2 separate regions of the Homo sapiens genome follow, and region 2 is linked to region 1. Evidence: chromatin loops called from intact Hi-C (ENCODE). Cell type or tissue: natural killer cell. All regions are shown on one strand. Each heading gives the region's core, and the rest is flanking DNA. Links, peaks and the distances in the headings are about the cores only. Region 1 has its middle 16 kb from the start of ACSL6. Region 2 has its middle 25 kb from the start of CSF2.

Region 1 (8,332 bases), core at 284-8,283:
TCATCTGGGTCTTCTCCCATTTCCTGGGTTGTATTTACATTCTGGGTATTTTGGAGCCATCAGAGAAGAGAGAGGCATGGACAACAACAAACCACGTAATCATGAATCAATGAGGGCCTTCAGATGTTGGTTTTCATATGTCATTGCAAAATCTTCCCTCATTCCTCACCCAGGCTTCTTCCATCTGACCCTCTCTCAGGTCACAGACACCCCGCCATGAGGGGAAGAGGTTGGATGGCTCTGTTGCCCCTAGCCATCCTGTTGCTCCTGGGCCAAGCTGGAGGTTCACAGTAATCTCTGTGAGAGTCTCTGGCCCAGCAACCTAGATTGGCCACTGTGTGGTCTCACCCACCTCTAGCTCCACCTGAGAAGAGGGTACCCTTCCACACCGAGATCCTTTAAATCCTTCTGGCCAAGAAGGGGGAGGGACAGGACTTTTCCTAGGGACCTTCGCTTTCCCTCTGGCTGGCATCGCCCCAAATACTCCCTCCTACCAGTCTAGGGAACCTTTGTCTAGTTGGGCTAGAGGCCTAGCTCAAAATCATTTTGCATTCATTCCCTGTGTCCCAAATTCCTTAAGAGTTTGGGCTTTTGAAACTCAAAAGTTTTTTTTGTTTTGTTTTGTTTTGTTTTGTTTTTTCTGTTTCTGACCCCTCCCTGGAAGTCTCAGATACATCACATTCCATGGGAATTGGGGAAGCCTTGTGGATAACAATTTACCAGGAAATTACAACTGGGTAATATCCCCTAACATTTTCCTTTAATGTAATTGTCATCTTACGATTTTTCTTTGACTTCTTGGGAACTAAGGAAAGTTATAAGGAGCAGAGCCCAGGGACCACAAGCAACAATGAGGGGGATAGGAGTTTGGGTAGAAATCCTGTTCTCTCCTACTCTCATATTTCCTTTTTCACTCCTCCAGTGTGGGCTGTGAGCCCACTACCCAAGGAGGCTGCTTTGAAAGGAGCACTGCTTAAGGTCCTTGCTATAGTTGAAGCACATGAGGGTTCAATTTCAGTGAGTATCTACTCCAGGGATTTCACTAAATGGTTTCAGAATCCTTAACCTGTTGCAGCAGCAGCCTTATTGGTTTTTCTGGTTATCCTCCTGACAGCTCCTTCTAGACTTTGTAACTTATTCCTCTGCCTCTGTCTGACTCCAAAACAGTCTTAGAACTCTACCACTTAGACCAGGACAGCCAGCATTCCACAGCTCCATGACACCTCTAGGCCAGTGTCTCCCCTGGGTTGTGCCCGACCTCCAGCTTACCACATTCTAAGCTGGATCATCTTTCTCTAGTTGAGCCCTCTCTTCCCAAAGCATTTCTCACCCAGTGACTACCACCATCATCCACCCAGAAACTCAAGCCACATGGTCATCCTCACCTCCCCTGCGCCTCACCCTCACATCACCTGCTCACCTCACCTCTACCTTCAAGCACTCTCTCAATCCTGTTGGGAAGACTCTTCCTGGCCCTGTCCCCTGCCCCCAACCCCATGGCTTCTTACTCATTGTCTACTACAGGCTTCTCACTAGAATCCTGCCCTCCAGTCCTGCTCTGTCAATCTCTCTCCCACCCAGAGCCAGATGTGGTCTTCTTAAATTTAACTCCAGGCATCTCACTCCCCTGCTTCTCAAAATTCTTCAGTTTCTCTATGGCCTTGTGTCCAAGGTCATGGCCCCTTTTTCCTCCAGCCTTATCTCCCATCACTCCTGTGCCCCTGAACCCTGGGTTCACCCGGCCTGAACAACTCATGCTCCTTTCTCTCCTTCCCAGGCCTTTACGCAAGTTTTTCTTTCACTCTGGAATGCTGGCCTCCTCCTCTCCTGCCTTCGTACCACCTCTTTCTCTTCAAACCATAGCTCAGACACTGCTCCCTCCAGGAAACCTCCATGTCTGGGTCAGATAACTGCTCTGGGCTCAGATAGCACCTGTGCTTACCAGGTGGATTGTAGACTTTATCCTTCTCGTTTAATTGTCATTTGCTTATCTTTCTCATGGCACTGTGAGCACTGTGCCTTATTTCCTCTTATAATCCCAGCATCTAGTCAATGCCTAGACAGTAGTCCCATCATAAATGCTAGTTGACTAAAAGTGATTGAATATCTTCTTTTCTTCCTTCCTTCTTCTTTCTCTTCTTCCCTCCCTCTCTCCCTTTTTTCCTTCTTTTCCTTTCCTTTCCTTTCCCTTTTTCCTTTTCCTTTCCTTTTCCCTTTTCCTTTGCTTTGCCCATTTTTCCATTGAGGCCTCAAGAGTTTTTCTTAGAAGAGCTTCTCACATATTAAGGTGAGAAATGTTTTGTCATATTTGTGGAAAATATTTTCTCCAGCCTGATACTTACTTGTTAATATAATTCATGATGATTTTCACACATAAAAGTGAAATTTATATGAGCACATCTACTAGCCTTTTGGCCTTTCTCTGGTTTCTTTTGGGAGGATATTGAGTAAGAGGGAGTATGAGGGAAACCTCTGGAGTACTGAAAATGTTCTAGATCCTGATTGAGTGTTGCTTACACAAGTATATACGCATATGCAAAAATTCACTGAGTTGTACACGTATCTATCTATATTATTATATATAAGACATACCTAGGCCAGGTGCAGTGGCTAACACCTGTAATCCTAGCCCTTTGGGAGGCCAAGGTGGGTGGCTTGTTTGAGCCCAGGAGTTCAAGACCAGCCTGGGCAACATAGTGAAACCCTGTCTCTACAAAAAAATATAAAAAATTAGCCAGGTGTTGTGGTGTATGCCTGTAGTCCCAGCTACTCAGGAAACTGAGGCAGGAGAATCACTTAAACCCAGGAGGCAGAGGTTGCAATGAGTCGAGATCATGCCTCTGCACTCCAGCCTGGGTGACAGAATGAAACTGCATCTCAGAAAAAAAAAAAAAAAAGTAAAGTTCATTCTTTCTTGTTGCTGAGTAGTATTTCATTGTATGGCTATACCTCAATTTGTTTATCCATTTTTCTGTTGGTGGAAATTTGGGATGTTTCCAATTTAGGGCCGCTACACCTAAAGCTGCAATCATTCATGAACAGGCATTCATTATATGGACACATACATTGATTTCTCCTGGATAAATTCTTTCATTGATTTTTATTTAGAAACTCTTCTACCATTCAATGAGAGGATAAGTATTTAAACTTTTCTTCTAGTTGTTGGGCTTTTTTTTTTTAATTTAGCTTTTAATCAAGCTGGAATTAATTTTGTTGTGATTAAGCATGAGGCAGGGATCTCAACCAGCTTTTGTTTTGTTTGTTTTGTTCCTAAAAAGCCATTTTCCCCATCACTATTAGTGAAGAATTGATCCTTTCCCCCATTGATTTGTATTCTGTAACTCACCCCTCTTCAAATGTAATTATAGCAATAGGAACATTACAGGAATTGCTCTGACCCACACACGTCCATGCCCCTCCACCATCCCTCAATTATTTCTGAGTGTCCCCAGAGCAGTATCCATGGTCACACACAACTCATACTGATGCCCACTCATGCTCAGATGTTAGAATTATTCACTCCCAGGTACAAGTGACCACTGATCATTGGCAGGAGATTTTAGCAGAGCCTGTCCCATTCATGTAGTGATAAAGGTGTTGGCAGAGTGGGCAGCCTGGAGTGAGCCACAGTGAACAGGGCAAAGCAGCTGGCCAACTGTTTAGCCAGAACTTCTTCCCGCTGTACTCTGCTGAATGAGGCTAGAAAGAAAGCTTGGTTGTAGATGATAGGAGCCTTGAATGGCAGGCCAAGGGCTTTAGTTTACAGATGCCTGCTCTGCCCACAATCCTGCACTGAGTGCTGAGTACACAGAGGTGGCTCATCTTTAGGCCCTACCCTTGAAGCTTAACAACAAGTAAAGAGACAGCTATGGTTCATTAATTCCACTAATATTTATTGACCGCCTCCTAGTTGCCAGACACTGTTCTAAGTGCTTAAGATGTATAAGTAAAGAAAACAGCCAAAGATCCCTGTCCTTGTAAAGTTCAGCAAGGAGAAAGAGAGACAATACTAATACTACATGTGATTTTAGTAAGAAAATGTATGGGATGTTAGAAGCTGATAAATGCTTTGGAAAAAAGTAGAGCAGAATAAGGGAACCAAAGATACTTGAAAGAAGAAGAAGGAGGGATAGCAATGTTAAATAAAGTAGTCAAGGCAGCACTTGGGGAGATCATTTGCAGCCTCATTGGGAACTACACTGTTGGCCAGGCATGGCAACTCATGCCTGTAGTCCCAGCACTTTGGGAGGCTGAGGCGGGCGGATCACTTTGAGCTCAGGAGTTCAAGATCAGCCTGGGCAACATGGTGAAACCCTGTCTCTACAAAAAATACAAAAATTAGCCGGGTGTAGTGGCACATGCCTGTGGTCCCAGCTACTCGGGAGGCTGAGGCTGGAGAATTGCTTGGACCCGGGAGGGGGAGGTTGCAGACAGCCGAGATTGCACCACTGCACTCCAGCCTGGGCTACAGAGTGAGACCCTATTTCAAAAAAAAAAAAAGAAAAGAAAGAGAACTACACTGTCCAGGGCCTTTGAGAGCATAGAGGGGTGCCCTCCCTGATGGCAGGGAGTTTATGGAGGGCTTCCAGGAGGAGTGTCCCATGAGTGAAGACAGTGGGGAAAGGTATTCAGGCAGAGGAAGCAGCATGAAAAGTGAAAGAGAGAGTGGCTCTGCAGAAAGCCACAGGCCAATCATGGCTTCAGGAGGGCAGGGCTGTGTGCATGAGGCATGTCCAGCCTGGGTTGTGGAGAGCTTGGGTGAAGATCACAGTCCAGGGATGTTGGTCCACAGATGGCCCCCAGTACCTACATCTGTACCCTTGGCCACGGGTTCAGTGGGGTTCCCCAGAGCCCGAAGGGTGCTCATCATACCTGTGGTGAGTGCAGGTCTACCCAGAGCTATCCTGTCCATCCAGGGCCAGAGCTGACCCTCCCCAAGACATCCAACTGGCTGCCACTGAATGTGTCCCCTGAATCACAGAGTGCCCACCTTGGGAAGGGCTGGGGTGGGGGTGGGGGAGCGTGGGCTGACGTCACATGCCTGGCCCTGTCTCTAAAGTAGTCTGGCTGACTCTCAGCCAAGACCAGCCTTGTGGGGCAGTCACTGAGACTGTGACTATGGCTTCTGATCTCAGAAGAAGGCAGGAAACTGTGGCCAAGGCGCCAATGACAACATTTGCTCATCAAATGGGAGAAAGGAAGCGTGTGCCAGGAAATGTGTACAGCAGCCCCACCGCCCCCAGCCCAGACCTGAGTAGCCTTGGTCCAGCAGAGTCCCAGGTCTGACCTGAGGCCTGCCATGGCCCACTTTGTCCCAGATGGTATCACCCACCCCATAGTGGTCAGGGTGGTCACTATGGCATCAGGAACTCCAGACCCCAGCAGATGTGGAATGTATGACCAAAGGCCTCAGGATGACTTGAGATCTCCCCACACACACCCTGCCCCAGGGCCTCTCTGAGTTGGGGCTTCCCATGCCTGCAGCCACAGAGGTTTCTCAGGCCCCTTTTCTCTGATGCTTTTTCCATAGAACATCTGGGAACTGGTGTGAACTACTCTCTGGAGCCACAGTCTCTGAAAGCCTCACAGATTCTCCCCTGAACCCTCTGCATCTGCACCTCTATTCTGCCCAGAGGCCTGGAGGAAAACTCTGGCTTCCAGTGCAGTGGGGCAGAAAGTCCCACACCAGCGAGGCCACAACCACCTTCTGCTTCTATGATGGCCACGAACATTGCTGGAATTCACATTCTGTCCAAATGCAATGCTAGGACCTAGGACATAGTAAGGAACAGGGCTGGGCCTGCCAACAAGGAGTTACCAAGGGAGGGAGAGAGACAGACAATTAAAAAGTGAACACATGCACACACAAGGTAATGTCCCATAGTGATAAGTGGTATTCATCCATCAAGGGACTGCGACAGAGTTTGGGTGGGCGCCATGAGATTGGGCCACAGGCCAGGCCTCCCTGAGGAGAGGACATCTGAACTCAGACCTGAATGGCATAGGAAGAACTTGGGTGCAGTGGAACAGGGACAGAGCCTGCGGTGGGAGTGACCAGGGAGTTTCCGAGGAAGAGGAGGCCAGTATGAGTGGGTGGGGGCCATGGAGAGGATAAGCCAGAAAGGTAGACAGGGCTGGATCGCTCGTGGCTTTGTGGACCTGATAAGTACTCTGGATTCTCTTCCAAGTTGGAGAGTTTCAGGCAGGCTAGTGACATGATCTCATTTAGGTTTTTCAAAGATGAGCCTGGCTGCTGTGGTGGAGTGGGAAGCAGGGAGACAAGAGTAGGAGTGGGGTGACCAGTGAGGCACCTGCCATGGCAGGGCAGGTAGCTGGGGGCAGCTGCAGAGCAGCCAGTCACCCATGGACTCTGCATTTGTCGTTAAAACAGAGCTGGAAGGAGCTGCTGACAGGTGGGCGGGATGTGAGGTATGAGAAGATAGAGGCAAGGGTGAACTGGAGGATTGCAGTTGGACTGCATAGACTCCAGTGACTGAAAAGCCCAGAGGTGGTACAGGTTCTGGCATGGCTGGCTCAGCGCTTCTCCATCAGTTGGTTTGTCCTCTGTCTGGCATCCCTCAATAAGGCAAAATGGCTGCACTGGTTCCAGTCCTGACATCCACCAGCAGAAGTTTCTGCTGTCAAGCCATTAAACAAAAGTCCTGAACTTTTGTTTAATTTAGACGACCAATCACTTTGGCAATGATGCAGGGTTCTACCAGTTGCTTTCACACTAGGAGTATCTGCGTACCAGAGCAGGAAGTGTGGGAAGGATGCCAGGAAAGCGCATCTGCACCGATGTCCATAGGGCTGTAGTTCACTGGAGAGACCACTTGATATCCGGTGTGAGTTACCAAGAGGAAAGGTGGATATAGGAGTCTGAAGCTCCAGAGAGAGCTCAGGGTGGGAAATAAGAATTTAGTTGTCATTGGCAGGTAGACAGTACTTGCACCTGTGAGGCTGGGAGAGGGGACCGAGAAGCATGTGTAAATTGTGCTCTGAGGACTCAGCCCCAGAGCATTCCAGCACTTAGAGGCAGGACAGCTCCTGAGGAGAAGCAGCAAAGGAGAGAACAAAGGAGCATCTGGAGAGGTGGCAGGAAAGCCTGGGGTGTGTGCTGTCATGGAAGCAAGAGAAGAAAACACTCAGGAAGCTGTTTCCCTGCAGCTGAGTGGAAGGCTGCCCGGCAAAAAAGCAAGATGAGAACAAAGACGTGGACCCTGGATTTGGCAACATGGTGGTGTTAGTGACCTTGACAAGTCACGTCTTGGAGGACAGGCCATGAGGTGGAGAAGTAGGAATAGTGAGTGTAGATGGCTCCATCAGGGAATTTTGCTGTGAATGGAAGAGAAAAGGTGCGATATTTGGCGGTAAAAATGGACTCAAGTAAGAGTCTATCATGGCTGGAGCTAGTGCCCATGTGGTTCACAGCTGTGGTCCAAAAGGAACATCCAGGCCACAGGACAGTCATTTTCTTCTCTGTTCTGTGTTGAACTTGGACTCAGAGCAGCCCTGGGCTAGGAGCCCCTGTGCCCTATGCCTCCAAACCCCTTGGAGTCTTTCTGTCAGAGCACACAGCCCACCCTGCTATAACTACCCATGCCCACCTCTTCTCAGCAGCCCAGGCTGGTCCCGGGCTGGGGACAATGGAGTGGAAGATTAAGCCCCATTCACGGGGGCATCAGCACAGACGGAAAACCCAGGGCACTGACAAAAGTGATTGATAGGAAGTTGGGGGCATGGGCATCAGAGAGTTGGGGCTGGACAGGAATGGAAATAAAAGGATGAGGGAGAGTAGAGGCCCAATGGCCAGCATGGCAGGGAGAGTGGCACGAGTGCTGGACCATCCTGAGGCTGTGTTGTATGGGATGTGTGTGGGTAAAAGTCATGGAAGGGGAGAGCTGGGACACAGAGGTGATGGCCTGGAAGAAGAGAGCAGGAACAGGATCCTAAAGTTCTGGGCCATCCTTGGAGGCTGATGGTGCCTGGGCTGGGAGAAGCCCCATAAGCTGGTGCCAAGTCATCACGTGTGTCATGATAAAGTTTGGAAGCATTCATCTCCTTCTGAGCTGTGTCATTTCTTCACTCATGCCACCGAACTCCAGCCCAGTGGCCCATCCACACCTGGGAAAGAAGCCACATGATTAGCTGCACAGATCAGGGCAAGATCTATCCATGGCTGACTTAGGAGCCACATGAAACCCCAAAGACTATCAGCACTCCATTTTAGGGAGGATCACCATAACCAGCTCTAGAAGATAGAGCAGGGCTGGACTGGGGGTCAAACAAGGAGCTGGAGCACAGGGAGTAAGTAGATGATCTGTGACTGCTG
Region 2 (8,332 bases), core at 324-8,323, 71 kb before region 1:
ACCTCTGGAAAGCCAAGTATAAGTCTCTGCCAGTTCTTAGTCCACCCTTGTTCTGCTTTGTGGTGAGGTATAGCTTGGGAGATGAGGCGAGGCCTATAGGTCTTGGTTGGTACACAAGAAGAAACACTTCTGCCTAGAGAGGCTGTCGACAGACATTTCCAGGGACACACAGCAGACAGCCTTCATGGCCTTCATGACCAGTCGGTCCCTTGTGGAAGACAAGTAGGACAGGACAGATGATTAGCCCAGAGCCAAAACTGAGCTCAAACCGCAGAAGAGGAGAGCATTCTCACAAAAGCTCCAGTGTTTGCAGCACAATGACGGAGGTAGATGGTGTGAGCTAAGCCCTGTTTTGAGAGTTCCATAGAAGGTGTCTTTGACCTATTTTCAAGGGCTGTGGTGGTAGGAGGAATTTTTGGCCACATCATAAAGAGTTTTGTGGCCACCTCTGATATACCTAGCTCAGGAAGTTGTAATTTTCCATGATTAGGTTATTAGTCACCAAAGTGATTGCTGCCCCCAGACCCTGGCCCCTGTGCTGCAGGAGGCTGACAGAGATGCCCCTCCAGCACTGCAGCCCTGCCTCCCCAGCTGCAGGCCAGAAGCCAAGGAGGCCCTGAGTACTGATGTTGGGCCCTCTGGGTGCTTCCCTTGTTTGTGGAACCCCACAGCCCCATTCCAACTTCTTGAGCACTTTGCCTACCCCAGGAGATTTAACTGGGGCAAGAAATCCTGTAAGATCTCAACAAACGGACGTGGGTAGAATAGCTCCCAGAAAATCTACTCAAGGGAAGACCCATGTACTCCAAGGTATCAATAATGGTGAGGGACTCAGTCTGTAACTTTCTAGGACAGTTTCATTTCATTTTAAAAATTTAAGATGAAAGAGTTTATTAATGGAAGTAGTTCATGAAGCACCTTCAGGAAACCACACAGGACTCAGAGCTCCTTGCCTTTAGAAAGACAGGACTGTGTCAGCCTGTGTGGCATTCACACCTGGATTCCCAGGGTGGGCTTCCCTTAGAAAGGGAGAATTAGTTGCAGCCCATCTCTCTGTGGGAATCTCACCTGGTGAGCCCCTTCTCCCAAACTCCTAGAGTGTCTCACCCCAGCTCCTGGGCTCGACTGGTGCCTCTGAGGAGCGTACCTGCTGTTGGAATTGGCGGAGCGCTGCCAGGCTGAGGAGCGAGGAGAGCCTGCCCCTGGGCCCTGCCACCAAAGCCATGGGGGCAGTCGCATGCTTTGCTTGTCAGTTGGTGGCATTTAGGTGGCATTAGGAATGTTTGTTGTTTCTAATTATTTGTTTGTTTGTTTGTTTATTTGAAAGTAATCCCTCTTTTTCCAAAGGCCTGCATGCTGCCTTGATTCTGGAGGAGCCAGGGATTGGCCCAATGACCCAAATGTTTGGAAGTCTTTAAGGGCCCTTTTCATGCCCGTGAAGTCACAGAAGTAGGTAATCACCCACCTACCCTCCCCAGGTACCCGATATTGATGTGGGTCAGAGGGGGCTGAGAAATAACTCAGCCTCAAAGCCTTAGACCGTCTTCTCAGGGTGTAACCGTCATCTCAGGATAGACAATTCAGGAAGAGGATGCCTTGCCACACATGAGGAGGTGGGAGTGGCAAATGAGCAGGCGTTGCATTCAGGGCAGGTTTAGAGGAAGGTTTGGCAGGTGAATGATGGTTTGCGTACAAACTACAGACAAGAAATTGAGAGGACAACTGGGTATAGGTGAGGTGACTACTCTGCCCTCAGAAAAGTGGAAGTCTGAGTTCATGGGGGAATGCCTCTTAAATAACACAGATGGGCAAACTCCAGACATTAGTGAAACCTTCTTCGTTAGACATTCTTTTCAGGGGTTTCTCATACTTCCCCAATCACCTTAATCATCAGTGCTGACCACAACTGATACCTTTCTGGGTGACTCAAGGCCAGTGCTCAGGCGGGCCACCGTGTGTTGAATCCAGCTGAAGATGCAGGTGCAGCTGGAGGAAGGACTAGCCCTGAATGGGCACCAACCCCAAAAGAATCCACTGACTGTCACTTAGGCAAAAGTTCCGCAGTCACATTGCTTTTGGATCCTCCGCCTCACTCTTCCTGAGAGGTATTTGGTGCAAATAGCCGGACCTCTGGAGTGGGAGACACCTGACTCCAGTTCCTGCCACTTCCTCCTTCCTGCTAGTTGCCAGACCTTGGACAGTTTGGTAACTTTGAATTTGCCCCTGTCAAATTCATTCATTTACTCATGCACTCACTCACTCATTCACTCAACATAAATTCCTGAGTAGCTTCCATGTGCCAGGTACTAGTTTAGGTACTTGGGAGTGATCAGTAGAGGAAATAGGTAAGTGTTCCGCCTTCAGAAATGTGTATCATGGCATGGGAGGTACAAAATAAGCAACAAAGCTGTTAACAAGTTAGAAAGTGGTAAGTGCTATGGGAAAAAACAGAGCAAGATAAGCAGTGCTTGGAGTGGTGGTAGAAGGGGCTGCAATCTTAAACAGTATGGACATGGCAGATCTCTGAGAAAATAACATCTGAGCAAAGACTTGAAGGTGTTGAAGGCGTTAGCCCCTTTTAGGCACAGGGAAGAGCCAGCGCAAAGGCTCTGAGGCTGGTGTGTTCAAGGAGCAACATGGAGGCAAGTGTGGCTGGAGCAGAATGAGTGAGCAGAGAGGGTCACAGGGGAAAAGAAAGTGATGGAAAGATAAAGGGGAAGATGATGCGGACCTTGCAGGCCACTGTGGGAACTATGGCTTTTCTGTGGTAAAACACAGAACTCCAAGAGGGTTTTGAACAGAGGGCTATGATCTGACTAGAGCATAACAGGATCACTCTGGCTGCTGAGTTGAGAATAGATTATAGAGCAGGGAACAGGTAGAAGCAGGGAAATTAGCTAGGCTTCCACTGAAGTATATTCTAGAAGATAATAGTGGCTGGAATCATCATGGATTCAGTGGAAGTGGGGAGAAATGAGAAATGTTGGATTCTGGACCTGTTTTGGAAGAAGAATCATCAGCATTTGCTGATGGCTTAGATGTTGAGTATGAGAGAGAGATCAGAGTTAAGGATGACTCCAAGGGTTTTTCTCTGAGCAGCTGGAAAGAAGGATTTGACCTCAACTGAGACAAGAAGACTATATGTGGGGCAGGCATGAAGGGGAAGATTAGGAGTTCACTTTAGCACACATAAAATGGGATAATTATACTTCACAGGCTGTAGTGAGGGTTAAATATGATAATATATGAAAGGTCTTAGTACTAGCAAGCTCTTAGTAAATGTCACTTTCCCTTTTTCTTTCTCAAAGAGGTGGTGAAGCATGAACAGCTGGGGTCCCCAAACCAATTTGACTAATTGCCTTTCTGTAGAAGTAATGTGCCAATCAGATGCCAAGACAGCCTCCTCCCTGTGGTTTTCTCACTCTTCAGGAAACTTTCACTGTTGCTAACAGGGTCTTTAGATTTGTCAAAGGTTTCTCGGTGATGTTGACACACTGATGTGATGATGAGTTTCTGCATCGGGGCACTGTGGCGCCCAGACAGCCTCCATCTATGTGCTCACCGTTTCCATATCAGTCACTCTGCTGGTGTCACATGAGCAAGAGGCATGATCTCTTCAGCAGAACAGTTTGGTTCTACAGACACACACCGACATCCATATCACTCCTTGTCCCCCCACCCCCAGGTTGTTATGGGACTGTTGAAAAATTACTTACCTGTGAGGTAGGTACTATTATTCCCATTTTATAGATGAAGAACAAAGGTTCAGAGAGGCTTGTTATATGAATTAAGTGAATGAGTATATGCAAAAATGCTTAGTACCACTGTGCCTAGAACTTAGTAAATGCTTGAGAAAGGTTAACCATTGTTAATAAATGTTAATCATTGTCAGTAGTTCAAGAAAGGAAGGATTTTCTCCAAAACTACACTTTTGTTATAAAAGACAGTAGGCTGACTTAACATTAGGTCACAACTTTATCTTAGCTATTTGAATCATTTGATTCTGAATAATATTGTTGGCATGTGGCACATTACAATTTTTAAATGAACAAAACAAAAAAGGTTATAGTCTGTATAGTAGAAGCATTTTCATACAGGGAATAATTGGATATACTTGACTTTATGGATGAGAAAATCCAGGTACCTGGAAGGATGCTACCCAAGGGCCATCTTTGGATATGGGATGCTCTTTACTTGTTTGAATTTTTAACAGTAAACTTAAATCATTCTTAGGACAATAGGCTAGTTTGTAAAGATGTCTCTGAAATGTCCGGTAAGATTTGTGTGGTACCTGTGTGATTAACTGTTTTCAGTGGTTACATTGCTTTATCTGAGGGGCCACCTGACTGTGCTGACACCATGATGGACAGCCCAAGTCAGGGTGCATGAGATAGTGAGGCCTAGCAAAACAGATTCCTTAGAAGTGCCCAAACTTCCCTCTTCAGCTGAGGTTGGTGACTGCTCAGACCCAGAGCCGTGCACATGCTTAGTCATTTGATCACTGTCTGAGAAAGCCTTCTCTCTGGGTAGAAACGTAAGAACAACTTGAGGTTTGTAGTATCCCTCTCAAGCTTGTCCAATCCACGGCCTGTGGGCCACATGCGGCCCAGGACAGCTTTGAATGTGGCCCAACACAAATTCATAAACTTTCTTAAAATATTATGAGACTTTTTTCTTTTAAGCTCATCAGCTATCATTAGTGTATTTTATGTGTGGCCCAAGACAATTCTTCTTCCATTGGGGCCTGGGGAAGCCAAAAGATTGGACACCCCTGCTCTATACACTGGTTGGTGGTGAGTGAGGGCTCAGGTAAACATGAGACATCTTTGACAGCTTCAGGATAACAAAATCTCTAGGTCCAGAAGTTCTACTTGCAGGCCTCCTGTAGAACTGGCATATATGAGAACAGGAATCTCATCTTTATTCTGTTTAAATCCTGGAGATTTGATTCATGGCACCTGCCAGTGTGGACATTTGCATGTGAATCTCAGATACACTGGCTTCATTAGCCTGTAAAACAGTTCAAGAGACAGGCCAAGTTCCCAAATGGTCTCTCAAGAAAGCTATAAAATTGTGCAGAAGCAAAACATTTGAGTACCTGCCTTTCAGCCATGATGTTTTCTATATTGGAAGCCTAGTATCATCCTGATTCAACATTTTCCTGGGCTCATTCTTAGAGTCCAGGGCAGCCCAGTTTGAAAATGGCATAATTCTCATACTCTCTGACCATTGGGGTCCCACTACCGGGTACCAAACTGTGAGGGGGTATATTACTGGATGTGTCACAGACATCCACCCTGCCCCACACCACTGAGATTTGCTGATTGGAGTGACTTTAATGGATAATTTCTGCCCCAACACTGAATGCTCACACAAGGCCCTTGACTCTTCCCTGGTATTCCCATTTATGCTTCAATTGTCCTTGCTTCCATTTCTGCCCCCTTCACCTTGGCATCCCCAGCCCTCTGCTTTGATATCTTTGTGGCTTGGATGCTGAGTGGAGAGGAGAGCTCTCTTTGGTGGTGAGCAGGAGATGACTAGTGGACCTCTGATGACAATTGACTCTCTCTCCTCCTGGCAGCCGCCTTCCCTCGGCTCTACCACTACCACTGTTCAAACATTGCTCTCTGCTCTCCCCATGGCCAGGAGCTCAAAAGCTGCTACAGACCAGGAGGATTCCAGCTTGGACACCTTATGACCAATGAGCTACAACTTCAGTGGGCATCATCTGGGCATCAGCTTGGATTATGACCAGGTCAAGGTGCTGAGTGCCAGGCAGTCAACAAGCAACTGCTGTGGCGTCCACCTGTCAAAGTTCTGTCAGTTCAAGATGCAAGAGCACCAGGTTGAAGGGCACTTGCTGCATGTCAAGTTCAGTTCTTTTTATGATTAGAGTCAGAGTTCCCTGCAAGTGAGAACAGAGCCCAGCTAGACCTGGCCCCAGGGCTCCCTTGCTGTCTGTTCCCTCTTCCTTCTGGATACTTCTGGCCCTGTCCCAGGGCATTTGACAGGGGCCTCCAAGTACCTAGGCCAACTGAGGAGCAGAGGTAGAGGTGTTGAAAAGCCTCCACCTGCCAAGACCTTGAGCACTGAACCCAGGCAGCCTCCTGTGCCCCAGCCTCTGTCCTCTATTCCTTTGTGAGCCCTTCTTTGACCACTTCTCCCCCTTTTTACCCTCACTCTCCAGTTCAGGCCATCAACTCTGGCGAAGCAAATATAAAAACCTTCTCACTGATCCCCTTACTGACTTTTGGCCAGCACAGTAGCCTGAGGGATCCTTTAAAAACATAAATCCAGCTCCTTCTTGTCAGTCAGGTCTCAGCCAAATGTCACCTTCTCAGAAAGGCTCCCATTGACCATCTAAAATCTTCCATGCCATCATCACATATTCTATTTATTTTATTTTTATTTTAAAAATAGGTTTAAAGGGCACAAGTGTGGTTTTGTTACATGGATATATTATGTAGTGGTGAAGTCTGGGCTTTCAGTGTAGCCATCACCTGAATAGTGAACATCGTACCCAATAGGTAATTTTTCAACCCTCACTCCCTCCCATCTTTTGAAGTCTCCAATGCCTGTTATTCCACTCTGTATTTTATTTTATTATCTCCACTGACATTATCTTGAGCATTCTTTTGTTTACTGCTTTACTGTCTTCTTTACTACCTTGTAAGCATCAAGAGGGCAGACAATTTGTCCCGCATGGCCCTAATGCCCAGGACAGTGCCTGATAACATGGTAAATTGGTACTCAAAAAGTATTTATTGAATGAATGAATGAATGAATGAATGAATCCATTCTTAAGAAGAGCTCACATTGCCAGTCACTGGGCTGTCAAGCAGTCCTCAGGCTGACTTGAGTGCTGAGTGGAGAGGAGAGCCTCTCCTTGTGGCGAGCAAGGCATGAGCCTGCCATAACCCCAGGAGTTACGGGGCAAGGCCTCTTGGCCTAGTGGATGCCAGCCAGTAGGCCACGGGTCTCTTTAAAAGCAACAGGAAGCCAAGTCCTGGAGATAAGAAGTGTGGCTGCCAGCGTGATAGAGGTGGGAAGAGGGCTGAAGGGTGGAGAGGTGGGGGCTGCCGGGCACCTCTGTGCTGCTCCCTGGGGATGCCCAGACCTCTGTGGCTGGCTGGCCAGCACCACATGCTTCCTGTGGAGAGCAAGGAGAGGAGATCCCCTCCAAAGGCCCTGGAGCTGGGACTGCCCCAGCAGCCTCACCCTTGTCCTCACTGTGGTGGTTAAGACGCAGGGCTACTGTCCCACTTCTCTGCCATTCATGGACACTAGGGCAGCTGCCATAGGGCAAGTGTCATATCCATGTGCTCTCTGCACCTGGCTCCCTGTGCTTCTCTGTGTTTTAGACTCTTCATTGGTACAATGGATTCCTCCACACTGGTGATTGTGAAGAGTCTGGGAAGTCTGGGAGGAACTGGGGACTGGGGGCTAGAGTCTCAAGGAGGAGTGAGGGTCTGGAGGGCTGAGATACTAGATATGAGAGGCAGCCCGGGTGTGGTGGATGGGCTGGCAGGGGCTAGCTAGCATTTGGATGCAACATAACAAAGACCTGGCATCCCTTTCAGTGTCTCATCCCGGCTGGTTGATGCCAAGTAGCAGGAAGAGTGATGAAAGGGCACCTGAGGAGACTCAGAGACTTTGGTTTAAGTGTTGTATCTGCCACTGTCTGGCAGACAAGTCGTTTCTCTGCTCACAGCTTCAGTGATGCGTCTGTGAAACGGGTCATGTTCTCTCTCTCACATGATCGTGGTGAGCATTAAGGAAATTATGTAAATCATTTCAGTGACTCTTCAGGCTTCAGCTCCCCATTCCTGCTGGGGTCATCTCCTAGGATAGTGAGGATGTCTGTGGACACAAACTAAGGAAGCCAGAAAACCGCTGTCCTGACTCAGTGTCTTGCCCCACCCTGGCCTCTGGCCCAGATTCTGGAGGCCTTAGTCAGGGGGTGGGGGTCTGTTTGCCCAGAGCTGGGGTTTCCCTATAGATCCTGTGGGACAGAACAAGTGCAGCCCACTGGAAAGCCCTTGAAACAGTTGGATGTCACCCTGTCTGAGAGGAGCTTAAAGCTGCCAGAACGGACTGGTGGACTGGTTGGATCCGCCCCCTTGGGAAAATCCAGGCATGAGCTGTCACCTGGACCTGAGTACAGTTCCTGTCCATCCTGCACTAGCGAGGCCATGGGGAATGCTCAGAAGGGGAGGCGTCGCGTGAAACCTGCTTAATATACAGCCTGTCCAAAGGTCCCAGCCCCCAGCCACCTGAACTGCCAGGACTGTTCCATTTCCCTATCCTCCACAGGCCTGCCCCGAGGCCCCTG

What was found. A loop is a pair of places that touch in the nucleus more often than their neighbours do. Peaks named below come from ENCODE experiments on the same cell type or tissue, not always from the same donor. Only the 100,000 strongest peaks of a DNase experiment are listed, where the experiment ranks them.
Region 2: it touches region 1 in a loop (5-fold over the local background); 2 of 110 quality-filtered maps call a loop at or near these places.

Annotation. Positions count from the first base shown.
Region 1 is chr5:132,023,681-132,032,012 of GRCh38, reverse strand. No RefSeq gene overlaps it. Among named protein-coding and RNA genes, the nearest start is that of ACSL6, 16 kb to the right of the region's middle. RefSeq lists silencers at 1,516-1,695, 4,623-4,672, 6,971-7,171. In natural killer cell, for the core only: no CTCF peak of the experiment used is centred there; a DNase peak (open chromatin) is centred at 5,132; H3K27ac peaks cover 1,413 bases.
Region 2 is chr5:132,094,426-132,102,757 of GRCh38, reverse strand. No RefSeq gene overlaps it. Among named protein-coding and RNA genes, the nearest start is that of CSF2, 25 kb to the right of the region's middle. RefSeq lists enhancers at 4,288-4,582, 7,411-8,332. In natural killer cell, for the core only: no CTCF peak of the experiment used is centred there; DNase peaks (open chromatin) are centred at 347, 3,457 and 7,077; H3K27ac peaks cover 1,929 bases.